2 separate regions of the Mus musculus genome follow, and region 1 is linked to region 2. The links are chromatin loops, found by intact Hi-C in ENCODE. Cell type or tissue: left cerebral cortex. All regions are shown on one strand.

Region 1 (8,000 bases), 170 kb before region 2:
GGAGCCACACACGTGCACCTTTCTACTGGACCCGAGATTATTCGGCGGGAATCTGGTCCCCTCCCCCTTCCTTCATAACTAGTGTCCCAACAATAAAATTTGAGCTTTGATCAGAATGAATTTGTCTTAGCTCCGTTTCTTCTTTCGCCCAGTCTAGATTCCTCTCTTACAGCTCGAGTAGCCTTCTCAGTCGAACCGTTCATGTTGCGAGCTGCTGGCGGCCGCAACATTTTGGCGCCAGAACTGGGACCTGAAGAATGGCAGAGAGATGCTAAGAGGAACACTGCTGTGGAGCTCCACAGGAAAGGAACAGCTTTAATCCACTGCCCTCTTCTCTCAGTTGAACCAAATTTGTCCTTCTTTTCCAAGGTCCCTTCCTTCATGAGTCACATACTCATTGGTAAATGCAAGGTTTTCAAAGCTAGGATCCAGACTTCCTGGGCCAGGCCGGTGGGGTCTTCTTAGTTCCTTATAGGAAAAACTGGACAGGCATGGCTTCTAGAGGGATGGCAAGAGACATGCACTAAGACTATTATGTGTTGAGGGTGCCACCAGTGCATTTAAAACTCAGTCCTGATTCTGGGCATGGTGGTGCATACTGAGATATACAGGCAGAGTATGAGACTGTAGCCAGTCAGAGCTGCAAAGTGAGTTCAAGGCCAGTGAGGCCTTGTCTTCAAAAAAAGAAAGAAAGAAAGAAAGAAAGAAAGAAAGAAAGAAAGAAAGAAAGGAAGAAAGAAAGAAAGGAAGAAAGAAAGAGAGAAAGAAAAAAGAGAGAGAAGGAAGAAGAAAGGAAAGAAAGGAAGAAAAAGAGAGAGAGAAAGAAAGAAGAGAAGAGAGAAAGAAGGAAGGAAGGAAGGAAGGAAGGAAGGAAGAAAGAGAGAAAGAAAGAAATTAAGAAAGGAAGAAGAAAAGGAGAAAGAAAGTAAAATTTATTCCTTTAGTACCACACTTTAGTCAGTGTGGTAAATAGCACTATCTTCCTTCTTCACCGATAAGAAAATGAAGGTTTATAGAGGGGACGGATAATTATCCTATAGAAACAAAAGCAAAAATGTTAAGGTCAGGGTTGATCACAGGCATGCACTCTTAAGTGTTATTCAGCCTGACTCTGCTCTGCAGAGACTCAGGCAAAGACAGCTTTTGGAATAAATGAATCAGTTACCCAGCCAGAGCCTCATATTTCTGCAAGACCTAACTAGCAAACCATGCCCCGAGCAGGAGTCCACTGAACTCTGGCTCTGAGAACTGTTCTGTGCTTATTTACAGTATGCGGTCGGTCCATGCTTGCTTTATGAGCTGACCCTAGTCCTTGCCGTCCAGGCTGAGATTCCTACCCCTGGCACTGCGGATCGGATCGGTGCTTTCTCTTTCATCACAAGGGCATGGTAGATACTGACGTCTTCCAAATGAAGCAATTAGTGAAGGCTATTAAAAGAAGTTTCCAAACCCAGTGATTGCAAAACGCATTAGCTGAGCAAAATTTTCAGGGGTGGGGGTTGTCCTCCCATTACCTGACTTGAGTTCAAGTAGTAAAGGCAAGAAATAATAAGCAAATTATACTAACCAATGCTAACCAGATCCAAAATTTACAACAAACGTCAGCAACATGACCCTTAAGTCCCTGGCAGAGTGTTCCATAGGAAGCTATGGTAGATGCTTGCAAGCTCTTCAGCAGCTCGCAGCCGGCCAGCGAGGCTGAATACACCATTAAATGATGGCAGAGTTATTTTCAGCTCACACTCAGACTCAGCAGGTGGCCAGAGAGCTGGGATCAGCTGTGGTGACCTGGGAATTTCCCTTAAATTCTCATCACAGAGCCTATTTTGACTCATTTCTAGAGGATGAAGATATTCATAATACTCCTTTATACAACTTATTCAAGGATATACCCAAGCAGTAAACTTTCACTTGTATTATTTCTTCCCCTCGGAGAAAGCCTACCATTGACTTATCTTACAGAACCACAGAGGATCACTGAGTCTTATTGCTCATACTGACATTTGAAGAGATCAAAATAAAAAATCACAGATATCTGAGGAAAGCCTACAACAAGAAAGACAAACACATACTATGGAAGACAAAAGGTGATCAGGGAACAGAAGAGAACTTACCAGAGAGAACTAATTCAGTATGTTCAGAAATACTCAAGACTATGTAAGCAAGGATTCAGCAGAAAAAGGAAACAAACATTTGAAAAGCACATTGACAAGCAAAAAGGATACTCTGAAACCTGAAAATAAGAGGCTGGAGTTTTAATGTTACACATGTGTGCGTGGAAGACATAACATGAGCTGAACTTAGGGAACTTCTCAGCTTACAAAACCAAGTTAAGTCAGGAGAAGAGAAGGGGGAGGCAGGGAGCAGGGGAAGAGAGAGGGAAGGAGGGAGAGAGAGGGAGGAAGGGGGAGGGGAGGGGAGGGGAGGGAGAAGGGAGGGGAGGGGAGGGGAGGGAGAAGGGAGGGGAGGGGAGGGGAGGGGAGGGGAGGGGAGGGGAGGGGAGGGGAGGGGAGGGGAGGGGAGGAGAGGAGAGGAGAGGAGAGGAGAGGAGAGGAGAGGAGAGGAGAGGAGAGGAGAGGAGAGGAGAGGAGAGGAGAGGAGAGGAGAGAGGAGAGGAGAGGAGAGGAGAGGAGAGGAGAGGAGAGGAGAGGAGAGGAGAGGAGAGGAGAGGAGAGAGGAGAGGGTCAGAGTCAGACAGAGGTGTGGTGGAGAAAGAGTAATCTAATCCCAGGACAGCTGGGACTTTATTAAAGAGAAATCTAGAGAGGACAAGGATACCAAAGGGCAGAAACTTATTTGAAAGGCAAAGCACAGGAGAATTCCTAGAGGTGCCTGGAGGCTATCCTTAAAGACCAAGATCCCACAGAGTGCCTAGTGAATTAGCCAAAGATAGACATGCCTCAACACATTAGGGTACAACCTGAGAACAGAAGAAATTAAGAAAATGCCTTAGGACTTTTCTTGGGTTGGGCAAAACAATAGAAATGTCCTCCTAGATTATAGTACAAAGCTAATAGCAGAAAAGAAAACAGGGCTGGTGAGATGGCTCGGTGGTTAAGAGCACGGACTATTCTTCCAGAGGTCCTGAGTTCAAATCCCAGCAACCACATGGTGGCTCACAACCATCCATAATGAGAAACAAACTTAAAAACAAACGAACGAACAAACAAACTAAAAAGTATGGGCTGAGATCAGGGCTGAAGTGAGGATGAGAAAGGGATGGGGAAGAAAACGGGGAGTGGGGGAGAGGAAGAAAAACCAAAAGCAAAACTAACAAACAAACAAACAAACAAACAAACAAAAAACCAGTAAGACAGCCAGTGTCTGAGGAAGCAGAACCACAGGTTCTGAAAGCAGAAATCACAACCATCATCTGAGAATAGCTGACCTGGTGGAGAGGAGACAGAACCACAGGCCACCAGGATTTCTATTATCCTTGCACAAGTATTACTTTCAAGGTGAAATACATGTGTGCATAAAGATTACACGATAAACACTGGTTGTAAAATTATGTATACTCCTATCGTAAAATATGTTACCTACATATTTATAAAATTATCACAAGCATGGAATATGTGTTACTGTGTGCATGTGTCTAGTAAAGCCATATTTGTAGGCTGTGTGATTTTTGCTCACAGAGAGGAAATCCATCCTTCCCTGTGTGTTTCGTCCTAACAGGAGGCCAGGTGTTCTCCTGTGTATATGGGTTACTCTGCACTCACGATTACTGATGAGTGTCCTACAGAGCCATAAAGTCATTTCCCATAAAGGTCCCCTAGTGGCCTGTACAGTCAACAAGCCTCCTCCCTGCGAAGCTTCCAAACAGGCCGTGGTTAGGCTGAGCCAACAGGATATAAAAAACACTTGGTTCAGACATGGAAATTTCAACTTGAAACAGTTGGGATTTTCTGATCTTAACTAAATGTTTTTTTTTAGAAACTGAGTTTCGTCAAACCTGTTTGTGTAAATGGGGAGCGAGCCATAGGAACCCAAGGAGCCTTTGATTCTTCCTGCTGCTACACGCTGAGAAAAATAAACCTCCTGGTTATTTTGAGCCTTGACTAATTTCTTTAGAAAAAGAAAAATAGTTTTCTAATTGGTCCCTTTGTAGCACAAAGGGCTAATCTGAGTGGACCTTGCCATCAAGTAATGGGGTAGAGTTCTCACTTGGTGTTGACGACTAGAAACTCTGACTGGGGCTTTAAACGCTCTTGGCAAACACTCTAGACCATGTATAAAGCGAGGTGAAGCAGGGGATTAAATCCCTGCTTGGTGTGTGTGGGAGCTGTAAAGACTCCCCAGCCCCAGGGACACAGCATTCATTAAACTGCACTGGCAGCTCCGTGGGGCTTAAGTTGTCTTTGATGGTATTTTTCTAAGCCTGGTACCTTTCCAGTTGACTATAAGAAAAGCATCCCTCAGAGTTAGGGCACAGTGCAGACTGCAAGATTCAACTCACAGCTGATAATTTCCCTAGAGGCAGGCAAACCACAGGAAGGCAAAAAAAAAAAAAAAAAAAACACCAAGGTCTCACAAGAGAAATTGTTTTTGTGGAAAAATTCTGAGTGCACAGAGCCAAAGTAGGAGGAGCTGGCCAGTCACACAATAATTCAAGGACCACAGGTAGGAACAGCCCCTGGGGAGGGTGCAGTTTGGTCATACACTCACTCAAGGAAGAAAAACAAGAAGCCAGAAATCATGGTGAAATTGTTTGCCCCAAAGAGGAGTTGCTATAAATATAGATGCCGTGGGATAGAAGGAACAGGAAGAAAAACAGCAAGCCTGCATTCAGAATGAGGTGCAGGCTCCACAGTGATGGGAGCCCCAGGGGATCTGCAGGTCTTTGTATTCTAAAATGATGCTTTTATTGAATTTAGACTTGGTGCTAACAATGTCCCTTTAGACCTGGACTGTTTTTCTGGGGTGGAGTTAAAGAGTTAACTTCAGAGGGAGGATGCAGGAGGCAGCCACCCAGACATAATGCTGAAGGTGCAGATGGAGGCCAGACCTCAGGTGGTCCCATGTGTCCATACCCTACATAGTCCACTCCCCTTGAGAGTGGGTAGAATCCTATCCTACCTGTGACTGGCTTGCAGATAACTAACTGTGGGGATGGTCACAGAAGGCCTGTCCTGGGATGGCTGCATGATTTTTAAGACTCTCTCTTAGCAGATTGGACAAAAGATCCTACTTGAGTTTTGATGAAGTAAGTAGCCTTGTTATAGCAGTCTCTGTAGCAAAACCCTACAAGTGAGTTTGAAATGATAGGAAATGCTAGGTAGGACCTAAGTTTGGTTCCCAGCTGCAGCCAGACAGACACAGGCTGGAAAACTGGCTCCTAGGGCCCAGCCCTGAGGAAGTGAATTCTGTTCTCAGCCTGCATGAGCTTGACAGAGGGCGGTGTGAGAGCTAGAATCGAAGCCTAACAATCCCGAACTTCTCTCTGTGTTGGACCTCACAATATCTGCGGCAACAGAAAATGGTTTCTCAGGTTAGAAGCAGGAGAGAGGCCATGAAAGGTGTGAAGGCAGATGACTTTCAACGGGAAAAGGAGGAGCGGCACAGCTGCCTGTGTCCTTCTACATCAGCTGCTCTCCTGAATGCTGCGACAAAGGACCTGGAATGCGCATCGCAAGGAAGGAAAGGTTTACTTTAGCCCATGACCTTAGTCCAGCATGAAAGAGAAGGCATGACGGCAGGGACATGAGACCTGGCACTGTGGTGTGGCTTCTTCTTCTACTCAGTTCAGAACCCCATTTCTCACCTCAGTTAAACCTCTTTGGAAACACGCTTATAGACACCTAGAGATGTGTGTCCTGTTGACAATCAGGATTAACTGATATTAGCCTCTGTCATCTCAGGCTCCCTGCTGGGCACTGCCCACAGCACACCAAATGTAAGCTTTGCTCGCCATTGAACTATTGCCTAGGATAACACCCAGCCGTGTATTCTAGAAACCTAATTCATCAATTTAGAAAGTTCTTTAATGTTGGCCTTACAGGATGCCAAAAAGGGAAAGATTTGTTTTTCTTTTCTGTTCATAGACTTTTGATCTGATGCAAACCCTTCTGGAAGAGGGAAGACAGAACTTCCTGCAACTATTCCTCACCTGCCTCATCTCACACACCACAGCTTTCGAAAATATCCTCTTCCATGAAATGCTGCCCCTCTGCAGTCTTCCCCTTAGAGAGTCCGCCTGATATCGATGAGTTGAGTCACCTTGTCCCAGTAACATCAATACATACATATATGTGTGTGTGTGTGTTTACATTTGTTTATTTGTAGAGGAGGTAGGCGCGTGCTTGCTGTAGCACGGGTGTGGAGTTCGGAGGACAACTTTTGGGGGATTCTGGTTTTGCTTCTGCAAAGTCAGTTTTTAGAAGGTCAAACTCAGGTCACTATGCTTGGCTGCAAACCCCTTACTGACTGAGTCATCTCTCCAGACTTCTTAACAGATGCTTTCATAACTTGAACAGTAAATTCGAGAAACACACAAATGTGTATAGTGTCCAGGAGGGAGTTCTGGGCTCCGCAAACCATGGCATACAGCTATAATGGGAAGAGAATTTCAGTGAAGACTTCCAGCCTTTTCCAGAGCTTGCTTGGCCCTTCCTTGTTCTTGCTGGTTGCTGTCTGTCCTAAATAGCTGTGGGGTTTCTTCTTGGGGCCCTAACAGTAGCATCTGTGTAGTGTAGATAGATGTCAGATCCTACCCTCACCCTGAGGAAGAGAGGCTGGACAGCTTGCACTGTGTAGATCACAACTGCTCACATCTGATTTTTCTCAGCCTTCGGCATTATTGCTTATGCTTCTTGAGCCACAGAACAGTGTGTGTGTTCTTCACAAAAGCAAAATGGGAGAAGTCGACACAGAGATGCAATGGTGGGCTTCAGGAAGGGAGGGGTCTCCATATGACAGAAGGCTCTCTGTTTCCTCCCACATGAAAGTCTCTGAGAAGACCCTGCTTGAGGAAGACTGAGAAGGGCAATCCTTCAGTGTAGTGTGTCTTATATTGGTCTGCAAGCCTCCTTGCGCCTCTCCCTCCTACCTGCTCTGCTCTTCCCCTCCCATGTAAATTCTAATGGAATTAGGCAGAGACACTGAAAACTCTGCCTTGTGCAGCTTCAGGTGGTCAGGATGCCCTCAATTAACATTCACAAGAATTGCCTGCCTCCCCTCTCTGGCCAGTAAGCTTCTTGAAGATATGACTTCTGTGATAGGTCCTTATCTATAGAGCCGTGTGTGTGTGTGTGTGTGTGTGTGTGTGTGAGACCACAGAGGTGGCTAGCAGATGAAAGAATTACATTAGTGGCCAGAGAGGGACAGCAACTTAATCTCTTGACACTCCAAAAATAAGGAAAGAGAAGGAGAAGATAGTAATTCCATGAATTTAGGAGTTTTTAAAATGTCCTTTTATTAGGTGTTCCTCGTTAAGATCAACCAGAAAGCCACCCATCCCATCCTGTTCCATGTAATTATGGGGCAGCAAAGTCATTTTATCACATTTTCCAAAAGGGTATGTGTGGACCCCAGTCAGCTGAGGGCAGGTGGCCAGGGCTTCCTTGTCAGTGGCGCTATGAGAAAGGAGCATTAGAAAGTGGTAATATATATGGGTTTTCCTTTTGTGCCAGTTCCTGATTTCTTTTCTGTTTCTTTAACAGACAGAACATATTTCAAACTTTTCTTACTGTGTTTACAATGTTATGCTGCTAAGATGTGATTTCTTTCTCTATTTGATTTCAATTGTTATATATTCTATTAGAACATGGTATAATTTGATGAATTTTAAGTGTGTCTTGTGCCAGCTATTTTAAGCAAACAGTAAAGTTACAGTAAAATACAAGTAAATAATTTTGTAGTATCTCAAAGCAAGAATTGCCACCTTTTCCTGCCCCTCTCCCACTGTCTTCCTTGCTTAACCTCCATTGCAACTCTGACCTGAGAGCCTAGAGGAAGGAAGGTACCAGGAAGCAGCCCTAGCCACTCATGGGGTCTTTACT
Region 2 (8,000 bases):
TTAGTAAACTCTCTCTCTCTCTTTCTCTCTCTCTCTCCTCTCTCTCTCTCTCTCCCCTCTCCATCCTCTCCTCCCTCTCCCCACTCTTCCCCCTTTCCTCTCCCTCTCCCTCTCTCCCTCTCCCCCTCCCCCTCCCTCTCCCTCCTCTCTCTCTCTCCCTCCCTCCCTCCCTCCCTCCCCCTCTCTCTCCTTCTTCTCCTCCCCTCCCTCCCTCTCTCTCCCCCTCTCTCTTTCCTCATATTATTATTCTGATATTCCACCTATTTCGAGTACTCTGAGTAATAACATCCTTTGTTTTACCCCAAAGAGTTTTGTATGTTCTGTGAAAAGCATCTAAGAAACTACCCAGCTAATATATTCACTTATATGTGGGGGGGGGGGGAAGCTCAATCCCTCACAGTTTTTGAGATTTTTTTTAGCTGTCAATAAGAACATTAGGCAGATGAAAACTTAGAGGCTAAACTTTCTAGTCTATCACATCTTGAAATGGTTAACTCCCCTCTCCTCTTGCTCCACTCCCGCCTCTCTCTAGTCTATGTACATTCCTGGCCTCCATAATGATGGGCTGTAATAGCCCATTTACTCAGTAGAGTGGATTTCTGAAACCCATTTCCAGATTACAGCCTGTGTGCCAGGGCTGCGTTTATTTTCATTACTAGAGAAAGGGGTGCAGCCTTGTAACGCTGACTTTTCAATAGCTCCATCAGAAAGTGCTCGGAGCACCTTCTCAGTGCTCACCAAATGCTGCAGAATCCTCCAGAGACATACCCCTTCCTTCACACCAGTGAACAAAACCTTCACCACACAATGAACCCCACTGTTCCCCTCCCCAGTCAGACAGCAGCCACTGGGCGCTTTGTAGAAGTTACTTCTTCCCATTCCGGCTTGTCTCCTAACAGAAAGCAATCTCAGACTCAAGACAGTGTACTCTCCTAATTCCTAAAACCTCTGGCCTGAAGAGGACCCAAAGTTTGAAGGAATCAAATCGATCAAGCCAGCAGCATTTTAATATGATTGATTCACAGTGATAGTCTAATAAAATAGCTATCTGTCACTTCAAGTTAATTCAATACATAATAATAAGTATGTATTGGATGACAAAAAAGCTGGGAGTCTTGGTGAGTCTTTAAGAGATGGTGAAGGAGCCCTTTCAACACACAGATACACATCACATATATACATATACCACACATATACATACCACACACAGCACACACACACACACAGAGAGAGAGAGAAAGACAGAGAGAGACAGAGACACAAAGACTGAGAGAGACAGAGAGAGATAGAGACAAAGAGACAGAGACAGAAAGAGTATCACAGAACTTTAAGCTGTGGCTTTTCCAAATAATAGTGCTTTGATGACAAGTGCATCTTAGAGCTCAGCAAACTCTCACCCTACTTCTGTGGTTAGCCCTTCCAAGGCCATGTGATCCAGGTTCATTTTGAGCTCTAAGCCCTGAGCCTACACAGTTCTGACAACTTCTATTTTAAGCCTAGTCTTCAGAGGGAGAGGGGAAAGGGAGAACTTGAGGAAGCTGATGCAGCTTGGTTACTGGGTGGGGAACAGAAGAAGAAAACTCACTGACCCATCCACCAGTGTATCCAGAAGCCAGCTAGCACAGCAGTGAAAGATCAATGATGGAAGGAAAGCGCAATGTGCCTCCCAGGCATGTGTGTTTGAATCCTTGGTCCCCAGCAGGTGGCGCTGTCTTGGAAGGTTGTGGAACCGTTAGGAGGTGGAGCCAGCTGGAGGAGTGCTTCACTGGGCTTGCTCCTGAGGCTTCCTAGCCAGGCTCCGCTTACTGCTCTGCTTCTGCTTCCTGACTGCAGGTGCAATGCGAGCACCCAGCTCATAATCCCTTTCACCACACCATCCTGGCTATGATGGACGGTGTCCCTTTGAACACAAAGCAAAGCAATCTACCCCTTAAAGTAGATTCCTGTTAGTAATTTTCAAGGAGAAGTATAACCAGCACAGTTACCAGGGACTAAACCAATTTTCTGGGACTTATTCTGCCTTTCTTGCTTATTGCTTTGAGCAAAACTGCCTGCTTCCTTTGTGTTGGTAGCCCTTTAGGAACATAGTAACAGCTATTCATATGAGAGATTATGTTACATGCTGGCTGTGACACCCTCACCCCATCCCCAGGGTAAGACAGGACCTTATCTCTAGATTTACATAATTATGTGAAAAATATTCTCCATGAACACAAAAAAAGATAGAGAAGCAGCCCCAAGTTGACAGCAGACTCACAGTGGGAAGACCTTCAAATGCTCGGTTAGAAGCTGTGTATGCTGCCTTCACTGAGACAGCAGCACTGTTGTACTCCAGTAGCTTACATTCTGCTGGTCTGAGCAGGTGAATGCTAGCAACAGGCATTCAAGAGTGTTAGGACACAGGGTTTTCCTGTCTGGACATACCAGTGGTCACAAGCCTGCAGAAGGGTCCTAAGAGGTTGCATTGGGATATACAACTTCAGAGAAGGCACGTGTGACTCAGTCTCACAGCTTCTCCTTTGCTAGCCCCCATGACTGGTGCTTTTGGCTCTAGGCCTCTACTCCACCCCCACGAGGCCACTGCTTCAGACAAGCTAGAAAGGAATTATGATAAGCCATGTGTATCTCATAAATCCAAAACTGGGTGGAGTGATTGGACATCCTAAAATGTAATTAGGAACTTCAGGGTTTTATTTGTTTGTTTGTTTGTTTGTTTGATCATAGCAGTACCAGATGAACTGGGATAGTCAGCACTCATGAAGCAGGGTTGTGTTGGTGAGGAGGTGGAGGGACACTTTAATCAAATAGAGTGGAGCAGAATGCTGTCCCTCCTGAGAAGAGCAGCATAATTCACACGGTATGAGGAGAGAAATAAGGTGTGGTGGTTTGAATGAGAATGTAAGGTCTTCTATTTGAATGCTTAGTTCCTAGCTGTTGGACTGTTTAGGAAGGACTGGGAGGCATGGCCTTGTTGTAGGGAGGCTTTGAAGTTTCAAACCCCTCTCTTTCTGCCAAGTGCTTATGAGCCAAATGTAAGCTCTCAGCTACTGCACCAGTGCTATGCCTGCCTGCCTGCCTGCCTGCCTGCCTGCCTGCCTGCCTGCCACCATGCTTCCCACCGTGATGATCATAGGGACCTCTGAAACCATGAGCAAGCTTTCACGTCAATGCTTTCTTATATACACTGCCTTGGTCATGGTGTCTCTCCACAGCAACCATACCTAAGACAAGGGGGAATCTGCTGGCTGTAAATGACATGTTATCACAGGGCCACATTTTTGCCAGGGTCTCCATAGTAGGCAAGGCGAGGGGGGGTCAGGGTTGTGAATAGAGAAATATCCTCCTTTCTAGAGCATAGCATAGGAATGGGGTGAAGCCTTCAAGTCCACATTGATCAATTTCCCAACCAGAGCTAAGCCCTGAGCCAAGCGCTGGCCCTCTACTGGGCCAGGAAGCAGGTGTGGAGCGTGTTGCCATAGTGACACTAAGCAAACCTGCCCCACTTACGTTGAGCATTCCAAAGGTTCCTCAAATAGAAATAGACTTTTTTTTCACACTTCCTAAGAAGATCTGTTGTTGTTGACTATTTGTTTATATATCACCATAAAGTTTAGTGATCACACGACATGAAGTGCTGTGGAAGGATGAGGAGGCTCCCACACCAGCACAACGTTTTCTCTGAAAGATTACCACCGACCTGACATCCAGGCAGAATATCAATCCATCTATTAATTCCAGCAGTTAAAATGAGTTTTAGTAACATCTTTAGGCAGTTCATTTCCCAGCTTCCCCCAGCTCTGCAGACCTCAACACGTCATGAAGATGCTAAATAGCTCAGAGAAGTAAAATTAGGACGGGAATCAAGATCTAGCCATTCCTGTAGATGGGCTGAAAAGCTTCTCCCTTCAAGCTTCCAGAACAAAGGTGCACTCTGACCTGTCCAATCCCACCGGGCATTGCTGGCTAGAGAGCGCCACCTACTGCTCACCCTCCGCTACTCTCAGTACAAGAGTCCCTTTGTCAGCTCCAAGCATCCTGACCGCCCTACGCCAACTCTAATATTTGTAATTATTGTGCGTCTCAGACTGTGAGATCAAAGAAGAGGAAGAAAAGCAGCCTCCAAACGTGAGAAGGGAGTAAGACAGAAGGCTTTAAATGTCTCTTTGCTCCAGACACCTGCTCCTGAGGATGCTTGGGGACTGAATTCAAGGGCAGATGCAGCTGGCAAGTTTCATTACCCCTGACCGCATAGAGAAGCGATAAAGGGCAATCGGAAGAAAAAAAGAGAAAGCTTGGGTGACAGAGCAAAAGGAAAGAGACTCTGGACACAGCAGCTAAGAAAGAGATAAACTGAGCTCTACTTTACCGTCACCCCTCCCTCCTAATTAACAAGTTTTAGCCACCTAGATGGGAGTCCACATTTGAGTCTGTCCGATATTGTCAGTGTACCTCTCCTGGGGTTTTTAGGTTTAGCCCGGGACACTGTGGTTCGCTGCAGGGCCCACATCTGCGGGCTGTTGCATGTGGCTGTTTCTACTGTGTTTCTGTGTGTTGCTGTTGGGTTTGCTTGCACTGGCTAGGGTTCCTTTCAGAAAGGTCTGGCACACTTTCCTGCTCTCCAGACTTGAGCCACATCTTTCAGAGTCAACAAACATATCAGGACTTAGACAAGAATAAGATCCTTCTCACCTGAAAACGAACGAACAGACAAATACACCTAGACAGTGACATCTGGTCCCCAGAAGGGATCCATGGAAGGACATGAAGGTAACACTTATTGAAGATCTAGGGAAGGGAGCCATCACAGGCTTAGATCATCAATATTCCTAATAAAGATGGCGTTGGGGGAAGCTGATGCATTAACAAGGGCAAATAGGAAGTAATGAGCAGGATGTGAAGCTGCGACCCCCAGAGCTGTACATCTTTCCCTGTACCAGAGCTCTGGGGCTCTGCCAAGTCGCACCCTTCATGGCAAATGTGCCCACTTGTAGAAGCTGGAAGAACCACCAAGGCAGCACGAAGGGATTTGCTTTTAATAGGTTTATCTCCTTGAATTCCACACAGGAAATGTCCTCCTGTACCTACTGTGAACACTATGAAAGCCTTATGAGAGACCATTTGGAGACCACTCCACAAAGCCCATGAGACCATCTGGAAGCAGATAGTCATCATATCTTTTCGTACACAAAGCATACCAAGACAGCAGAATCCTGAGGAGTTCTAAATAACCAGTTCTTGCAGGGGGAAAGTCCTGGCGTGTAGTGTTTGTTTTCTGTGGTGTAAGTTCTCCCATTGTGCCAACTTTAAGCCATCACCTGAACACGGAATTGGGAAATCCTCGTGTCCATCAGTGCCTCTGGACTACATGAACTCAGCACAGCACAGCACGGCACGGTGCCATCTGTGTGAGTACCATGGGACTCAGCCCATGCACATCCAGGAGTAGAGCATGAAGAGCATTGTGGGACTGGTGGAGTGAGATTAAGAATGTGGGCCCTGGGTTGGGTTTTATGTTACAGATTTCAGTCCTGAATTAGATCATTTTCTTAACTTTCCCTGTAGTAAGAGACACTTCTCTCTGCCCGAGAGCGGTCAGCTGTACCTTCTTCTTCCTGTTGGGCTTGAAAGAAGTATTAGGTCTTTCCAGGTCCACAGAAGCTTCCAGCTGCAGCTGGAGAGTCTGCCTCTCAGCTCTGCACAGGCCCCTGGCTAGCTCATCTGTCCTCCTGGGACCCACTGTGCTGCTCCTTTTGGGATTTGACATGCCTTTGTATTTATATGGGCTAGATCTTTCATTAAAATACTGTTCTTTCATTAAAATCTGTCTGTGCATCCATCCCCAGTGTCTATTCTGCTTCCCCTTCTCAGTGAGTGTCAAGCATCCTTGGGTCTTTCTTGTTACTTGGCTTCCTTGGGTTTGTGGATTGTAGTATGGCTATCTTGTACTTTATGGCTAATGTTCACTTCTGTGGGAGCACATACCATGCACATGTGTTTCTGGGTGTGGCTTATCCCACTCAGGATTAGATTTTCTCGTTTCATCCATTTGACTGCAAATTTCATGATATGCTTATTTTTAATACCTGAGTAGTATTCCATTGTGTAAATGTATTGCATTTTTTAACCCATTCTTCAGTTGAGGGACATCTAGGTTGTTTCCAGTTTCTGGCTATTCATAAATAAACCTTCTATGACTATAGTTGAGCAAGTGTCCGTATTGTGGTGTTAGAGCATCTTTGGGGTATATGCCCAAGAGTAGTATAGCTGAATCTTGAGGTAGAACTATTCCCAATTTTCTGAGAAATTGCCAAATTGATTTCCAAAGTGGTTGTAAAGTTTGCACTCCCATCAGTAATGAAGTCTTCTTCTTGCTCCACATCCTCACCAGCATGTGCTATCCCTTGAGTTTTTTATCTTAACCATTCTGACTAGTGTAAGATAAAATCTAAGAGTCTTTTTTTTTTCATTTCCCTGATGACTAAGGATACTGGACATTTGAAACTAGGTGAGAGAGGGAGTGCAGAGGGGAACAGGGGGAATCAAGTGTAGGGAAGATGGAGGCAGATAGAACTGAGAGAGAGAAATGAAATTGGTGGGGGAGGGTGCATCTCTGATACAATCAGGACAAGGGAAACTCCCAGGAATCTATGAGAGTGACCTAAAACTCCTAGCAGTAGAGGACATGAAACCTGAAGTAGTCACCTCCTGTAACAAGGCAAGAATTCCAATGGAGAGATGAATACACCAACCTATCCACAAAACCTTTGACTCGCAATTTGTCCTGCCCACAAGATGTCAGGGATAAGGATGGAGCAGAAATTGAGAGAATGGCCAGGCAGTTACAGGTCCAGGTCACTGGGCTGGGAAAATGGTTCAGTCAGGAAAATGCTTGTTTTGCAAGCACAAGGCCCTAAGCCCATCCCAGAACGTACATTTTATAAAACACTCAGACTGGCACCCTGGAGCTAAGGCTGCCACACAGCCCTCTGCAGGCAAGTCTCCACCAGGAGAGAGGGGGCTCACTCTTAAGCTCAGAGTTGAGATCACCACTTTCTCTCCAATAACTGTCTAAAGCAGGGCCTGCCAGGAGTGCCAGGGCACAGGAACAGCAGAGCAGCTGAGGACAGGATCCTCCTGGTCACCATCTGCATCCAGGAGCTAAGGTTGCTCCACAACCCTCCACATACAAACCCCTCTCAAGAGAGAGCTGATCTCTGCAGGAGTGCTGACATACCTAAAATCACAGACTTACAGGCCCATAGCACGGAAAAGCTCCAGTCAGAGACAGCAAGACCAACTAACACCAGAGATAACCAGATGGCGAGAGGGAAGCACAAGAACATTACCAACAGAAACCAAGGCTACTTGGCATCATCAGAACCCAGTTCTCTCACCAGAGCAAGCCCTGGATACCTCAACACACCAGAAAAGCAAGATTCGGATTTAAAATCACATCTCATGATGATGATAGAAGACTTTAATAAGGACATAAATAACTCCCTTAAAAAAATACAAGAGAACACAGGTAAACAGCTTGAAGCCCTTAAAGAGGAAATACAAAAATCCCTTAAAGAATTGCAGGAAAATACAACCAAACAAGTGAAGAAATTGAACAAAACCATCCAGGATCTAAAAATGGAAATAGAAACAATAAAGGAATTACAAAGGGAGACAACTCTGGAGATAGAAAACCTAGGGAAGAAATCAGGGGTCATAGATACAAGCATCACCAACAGAATACATGAGATAGAAGAGAGAATCTCAGATGTAGAAGATATCATAAAAAACATTGACACAACCATCAAAAAAAAGGCAAAATGCTCCTAACTCAAAATATCCTGGAAATCCAGGACACAATAAGAAGACCAAATCTAAGGATACTATGTATTGAAGAGAGTATAGCCAACTTAAAGGGCTAGTAAATATCTTCAACAACATTATAGAAGAAAACTTCCCTAATGAGAGAGAGAGAGAGAGAGAGATAGAGAGAGAGAGAGAGG

Evidence for each region. Hi-C counts contacts between places; a loop is a spot of excess contacts. Peaks named below come from ENCODE experiments on the same cell type or tissue, not always from the same donor. Only the 100,000 strongest peaks of a DNase experiment are listed, where the experiment ranks them.
Region 1: it touches region 2 in a loop (2.9-fold over the local background); 3 of 42 quality-filtered maps call a loop at or near these places.

What each region holds. Positions count from the first base shown.
Region 1 is chr9:14,055,360-14,063,359 of GRCm38, reverse strand. No RefSeq gene overlaps it. Among named protein-coding and RNA genes, the nearest start is that of 1700019J19Rik, 31 kb to the left of the region's middle. In left cerebral cortex, CTCF peaks have their summits at 3,792 and 4,520; DNase peaks (open chromatin) are centred at 3,920, 4,340, 4,704 and 5,321; H3K27ac peaks cover 2,282 bases.
Region 2 is chr9:13,885,817-13,893,816 of GRCm38, reverse strand. No RefSeq gene overlaps it. Among named protein-coding and RNA genes, the nearest start is that of Fam76b, 62 kb to the right of the region's middle. In left cerebral cortex, CTCF peaks have their summits at 1,688 (motif pointing right) and 3,980 (motif pointing left); DNase peaks (open chromatin) are centred at 2,550, 3,486 and 3,966.